2 separate regions of the Homo sapiens genome follow, and region 1 is linked to region 2. The links are chromatin loops, found by intact Hi-C in ENCODE. Cell type or tissue: PC-9. All regions are shown on one strand. Each heading gives the region's core, and the rest is flanking DNA. Links, peaks and the distances in the headings are about the cores only. Region 1 overlaps THSD4 (thrombospondin type 1 domain containing 4). Region 2 overlaps THSD4 (thrombospondin type 1 domain containing 4).

Region 1 (2,921 bases), core at 218-2,717, 85 kb before region 2:
ACAAAACAAAACAAAACAACAACAATGAAAAACATCCAAAGCCTTTCCCCAACTCTTTGGACAAACTAGTTAATTCACTGACTGGAGAATTTCTGGAAGTGGTGGGAGGTGGCAAAGGTTTTTGTGAGGTTGAGTTTGTTCTGTGTAATTTGAGAAAGGAGATATTAAACATATTTGAAAAATGTGCAAGATAACTGGAGCGAAATTTTGGCCCATGGTTTTATTTCTCTATAGCTAGAAAACAAGCCCATTTTCCAGCTGTAGATGAGAAAGGAAGGAAGGGCATGTTTGCTTAGAACACATACTTTTCAAGCAATTACGGCTTCTGGAACTACTGGATTCTCCACAGTGGACATTTGGTGTCTCCACTTCAGCAAACATTTATTCAGCATTACAGAGAGCTGGAAACATTAATGTATTACCACTTAAAAATCCCCATAAAAACCCCTGGGGATTGGGGCCTGGAAGGTGGTACAGGGCTTGTTATTCAATTGTGGTAGTTTAGACTTGGAGAAGCAAAATGTTTTTCCCAAGGTCACACAGCCACTTTCTCATGGCAGTGCAGGGACATTTTCTAGATTTCTTTTTTTAAAAGGTTTCATGACTGTGGTGACATTAAATACATCATATGTTGCTATGGTAGCTGGTCTTTTGATTGAATCCATAGCAGTGAAAAGGATAAAAAAATTACATATCTGACGCAGGCAGCCTTCAAGGTCATGTTCCTTGGCACCGCTACATTGGAGATGATGCTGTCCGTCTCCTGGGGAGATGACAGTAATTAATTACCATCAGTGTGATCACTGATGGTGGCTCTTGAGCAGTGAAGTTGGGTACAGGCAGTTGTCATTTCAGATTAACCAGGGTCACTAGAAATGTGGCTGGAGTTTCCATAATACTATTTGTGACTCATAGCAACCCCAGGCAATTGTCTAGATAGAACTTTGGATAGGGCTCATATTGCTTTATAAGGATTCAGCTAATCATATTAAAGTACGTCTTTATTTCTCTTCCATTAAAAGTCCAGTGGAAACATCCCTCCCTCTTTTGGGTGGGAGTCATTTGAAGGGAGGTTATCTCCCAGAGGCATTACTTGGCTCTAAATCTCCAGACTTTGTTGGTCTCATCCTGAATGAGCCTGATCTCTATCTACATGGCTTTTCCCCTGTCTCAGTTTTCTGGCCTTAAGATTACAAGAATCTCTGCCCATGAAAAGGATCAGCTATCTGCAAGAAACCTGCCCCCAGGGCCAGTTCACAGTGTAATGTACAGACAATTACTGATAAGGTGAAGGTGACTCAGTCCATGACATCAGGAAACAACCAATTTAAAACCTAAGAAAGGGGTAAAAGGATCTGTAACCTGGAAGTTTTCACTTCAGAGAGTCTGTTAAAATGAGAGATCACATCCCGATAATAGTATGAGAAGTACAAACAGATGTAATCTATAAAAGAGACATGAAACAGGATTTCCCAGGCCCTGCTTGGTTTTCATCCTCACTCCGCAGCTCCCTGCTCCTTGTGGTGGAGGCCAGCCACTTCGCCAGGCCTCGGGGGCTGATTCCGGCTTTGGCCTCTAGCCCTATCCTGACAAGACACAGTTATGGCTCTCTTGTCTGGGGACCCATCACAAATTAACTTTGTTGTCTACACAGTCACGAAGGGCACCATGGCATAGTGGTTACTATGATGGATTCTAGATGCAAAGTGTCAGGGTTCAAATCTTGATTTCACCACTTATGAGCCCTATGACCTTATGCAGCTCATTTAACTTTTTGTTGCCTTGGGTTCCTCATCTGTACAATGGGTATAATAGTTATTGTGAGGATTAAATGAGCTGAATATATGTAAATCACATAGTGGAATGTCTAACATTTAATAAATGCTCAATAAAAGTTAGGTATCATCATCATCATCATCATCATCATCATCAGTCCAGGCTTCTGCCTTCCTTGCCTGTACCACAATGCTGCCTCAATAACCCACTTCCACGTCCGGGCCCAAGAAGCCTTGCATTTCTCTGGCCACATCCCTCTGCCCTCCAGGCTTGCAGTTTGCCTGGCGTCATGTGAGTCCTTGCTGGAGTCATACACAGGGCCATGCCCATCCACCAGGACACCTTGTTACCTTGTTACCTCCTGCTGGGCTTAGCTGACTCCTGGCAACTGCAGGTGGATCTGCTGATCACTGTGGCTCTAATGCCATGTTAAGCTTTTCTGCCTTAGATGGGAACTGGACTACGCTTAGATGTAAATGACTTATTGGTGACCAAGGGACAGGGTATCCTAAATGACCCACAATAAGTTGGGTGGCAGATGTGTATGGATGTAAGAGCACCAGGCATTAGTGGAGTATTAAGCCGTACCCTAAGATTATAAACTGCAAAGATGTGCAAAGTTGGCTAAGGGCTGGTGTATTTGGCAGGGCTCTATACTTATACATTGTCACTTTTTTTTTTTTGGAGACAGAGTCTTCCTTTGTCGCCCAGGCTAGAGTGCAGAGGCGTGATCTCAGCTCATTGCAACCTCTGCCTCACAGGTTCAAGTGATTCTCCTGCCTCAGCCTCCCGAGTAGCTGAAATCACAGGTGCATGCCACCATGCCCGGCTAATTTTTTGTATTTTTAATAGAGACAGGGTTACACTATATTGGCAGGCTGGTCTCGAAATCCAGACCTCAAGTGATCCGTCTGCCTCGGCCTCCCAAAGTGCTAGGATTATAGCCGTGAGCCACTGCATCTGGCCAATTGTCACTTTTATTACATAAATATTACATGTTTATTGCAGAAAAAATTAAATAACACAAATAGACTAAAGATTAATTATAAATTAAAAACATCTATAACATCACCTTCCAGAGATAACACTTTTAACCTCTCTCTGTGTATGTATACACACACTCCACACACATAATCTTTTTAACA
Region 2 (2,921 bases), core at 276-2,775:
GGGAGAGATCACCTCGGTGGATGGCCTTTCGCATTGCAATCCATTAGGAAGAGGAAATAAAGTGATGGAGGCCATCCCCTGCTCAGCCAGCACATGTGAGGCATGTTCACACACTGTCTCCCTCTCCCCACAAAATGCTCAAGCTTCTAGAATGTTTTTAATCAAGGGATTTAGGGCAGTGTTTTTCAACTTCTAGAATAAAAATGTTACAACCTTGGTCTGAGTGGTGAGGGCCCAAAGATACAGGGAAGGAAGTGGTAGATAACAAATACATTAATACCCTTTATTATGAGTTCATAATATTTTGTTAAATCTGAAATTCAGTTGTCATTTAAACAGAAGAGATTCAAATTCAAGTTATAGAAAAGTTAAAATTTCTAATTAGCAATATTTAAAGCAAGGAATTTTATACTTTATCATTTTAACTGTTAAGGGAAAAAAGTAATTTGAGTGTGATTGTTTTTCTTAAAGTTGAAGATCAGTATCCAGAATGTTTGGAGTTATCACTGGTCATGAACTATATTCCACGTGGAACCATATCTGAGTTTGTTTTGAAGTACCACATGTTCAAATCACTGAATTAGACTTTTTAAGAGACATAAAGTGTTATATTTCTGTAAGAGGTGCTTTCCAAACCCAAATCTAAAAATTTATCATTTCTGTTCCTTAAAGTATCATTTTAATTTACAACTTATTTTCCCTTATTTGGCAATTTGGATACAGTGTCTGAAGCAGTAAATGGATTTAACCCCAATCTAATTTTTCTGTAAGAAGTAGGAGAGAGTCTAAGAATGACATACAAACCTGTCAAACCTGTTAAAACGAGCTAGACTTTCACACTTTCACCGGTGGAAAATGCTGTTCCTTCATGTCAACTGAAGGTAACTTTGATCACATTTTAGTACATGCCTTAGGGTGGCAAAGGGCAGTTTTTGCAAGGCACAGTTTACTTGAGGGCCTTCCAATCCTTGGGCTAAATCAGAGAGAGAGGGGAGAGGGAGTGTGTGCGTGCATGCATGTGCTTTGTTTTGGAGAGAAGTGGGAGGCAAGGAGGAAAGAGAAGGACTGTAATGATGTAGTGACCGCCTTGGTCCTGGGCTAGGCAGAGGAAGTCTGTGCATGTGGATGTGTCTTAGTTGGGTACAACACTGAAAACATGAAGTGGTCATTTTCCAACCCAAGAACTGTAAGGGGTGGTAGTGGCTGCAGCAGCCAGGCCAGTGGTAGGGTCTAGAGTGGCCCCACCTGGACATACAGCATGTGGTTGCATTCCAGTCCAGGGGGACCGAGGGTAGAGCCAGGCCCAATGCCCTTGTGGGAGCCAGGAGTGAAAAGTGGGCAGAGCCTGAGGCAGTGGGAGGAAACCTGCCCCTGGAGGGCTTGATGCTCCTTACTCAGTGTTTCAGCCCAGGAGAAAAACCGCAAATACTTGCCTTGTGAGCCAAACCCTAGCTTAACAAGGATCAGCTAGTTAACATGTGAAAAGTTGTCCCAAATGGAAACTGGATAAACAGGTCTGGCCTGATAAATAGCTAAAAGGTTTCCCAGTCAGGGATGGGGTGAGAGAGGCTTGGACATTCTGGCCCGCAGGTCATTAATTATGCAAATTCTTACTGGGCTCTGGGAGGTTCTCAAGAACTTGGGCCCTGGGAGAGAGGGCCCCTCAGCCAGGCTGGAAGATGAGGCTCTGCCTGAACACTTGAGGAGGGCCTTTGCATACCCCAGGTGAACCTAGTAGAGGCTGAGCCCACCGGAGACGTTCCCAGCAGGCTTGAGTAAAGGTTAGGAAAGTGATTTCTGCATGCAATGTGATGTAGGCAGAAATGGGCAATTCGAAGGTCAAATGGGGCTCTCATTTACTAATGACTGTGGGCAACTTTCTGGTCCTTCCAGCCTCAGCCGCTTCCCTGTGTAAACTGGTGGAGCTGATAAGTTCCTGGAAGGATTATGAGGATTAACTGGAAAAATGTATGTAAAATGCCTTGTTGTACCTAGAAAAGAATTGTGCTCATATTTTTCTTCCCTGTTCTATCATTAAACTGTTCCCCCATCAATGCCCCAAAATCTTATCTGCTTATTTTTCTCTAAGAACTGGGTTCAAAATATGGTTTCAAACACTGAAGAATCAGAAGTTTGAGCTTTGAATCCTGGAGTTTCCCTAATTAGCTGTGTGACCTTGAGCCAATCCTACAGTCTTGGTATCCCATGAAATGGGAGGATTCTCCAGGTGATGGCTTAGGTACCCCCACCCCCCGCCCCACTCTGAGCTTCTTTCCGAACACTCAGCAGTAGGACAGGAAGATCTGAAAGCAAGGGGTCTGCTTCATGTAGCATGATAAACACTCTTTGGACCGGAGTCTGAACACTTATAGATATCAGGGAGGTTCACATTGCTCCAGTTCATACTCGCGCGTGGATCCTAGAATTGGGCCATGAGGTAATGCCGAGAGTATGTGAACTGTTATAAATTAATACACTGATCTACTCTGCAGTGAGGTTCTTTCGGCTCTGATTTCTCCTTTTATGGTGTCTTTAGAGACAGGCAGGAGGTTAGGAGGTAGTTGACAGAGGAGTTACAAACACGTGTATTCACTGCATCAGGGCTGGAGCTTAGCTTTTGTTTTTGAGTTAGTTCTGTTGTTTGGGCTTGGTTAATCTGTGCCCAAACACTGAGATTATTAGAAGGAAAAGACACCCTTAACTGGCCTCTTGCAGCAACAGACACTTGGTGGGAGGTAAGAGAAGGGGGAAATGGGACAAGGGAGAAAAGACCTTCCAACTCTACCCAACCGAGTGGACCTATGAAAGACTGAAATCTCCAGTTTAATGTAGCCAGAACTGAGGTCAGGGTCTGGCCATTGTCTGGAAACCAGAGTTGGAGTTCTGGGGCTGTCAGTGAAGACCTGTCTGTCCTAAAGGTC

The links. A loop is a pair of places that touch in the nucleus more often than their neighbours do. Peaks named below come from ENCODE experiments on the same cell type or tissue, not always from the same donor. Only the 100,000 strongest peaks of a DNase experiment are listed, where the experiment ranks them.
Region 1: it touches region 2 in a loop (6-fold over the local background); 1 of 110 quality-filtered maps calls a loop at or near these places.

What each region holds. Positions count from the first base shown.
Region 1 is chr15:71,250,966-71,253,886 of GRCh38, forward strand. All of the region lies in intron 5 of THSD4 (thrombospondin type 1 domain containing 4), which reads left to right. Among named protein-coding and RNA genes, the nearest start is that of THSD4-AS1, 63 kb to the left of the region's middle. In PC-9, for the core only: no CTCF peak of the experiment used is centred there; DNase peaks (open chromatin) are centred at 986 and 1,286; H3K27ac peaks cover 2,407 bases.
Region 2 is chr15:71,336,023-71,338,943 of GRCh38, forward strand. All of the region lies in intron 6 of THSD4 (thrombospondin type 1 domain containing 4), which reads left to right. Among named protein-coding and RNA genes, the nearest start is that of THSD4-AS1, 150 kb to the left of the region's middle. In PC-9, for the core only: no CTCF peak of the experiment used is centred there; DNase peaks (open chromatin) are centred at 869 and 1,509; H3K4me3 peaks cover 756 bases; H3K27ac peaks cover 2,500 bases.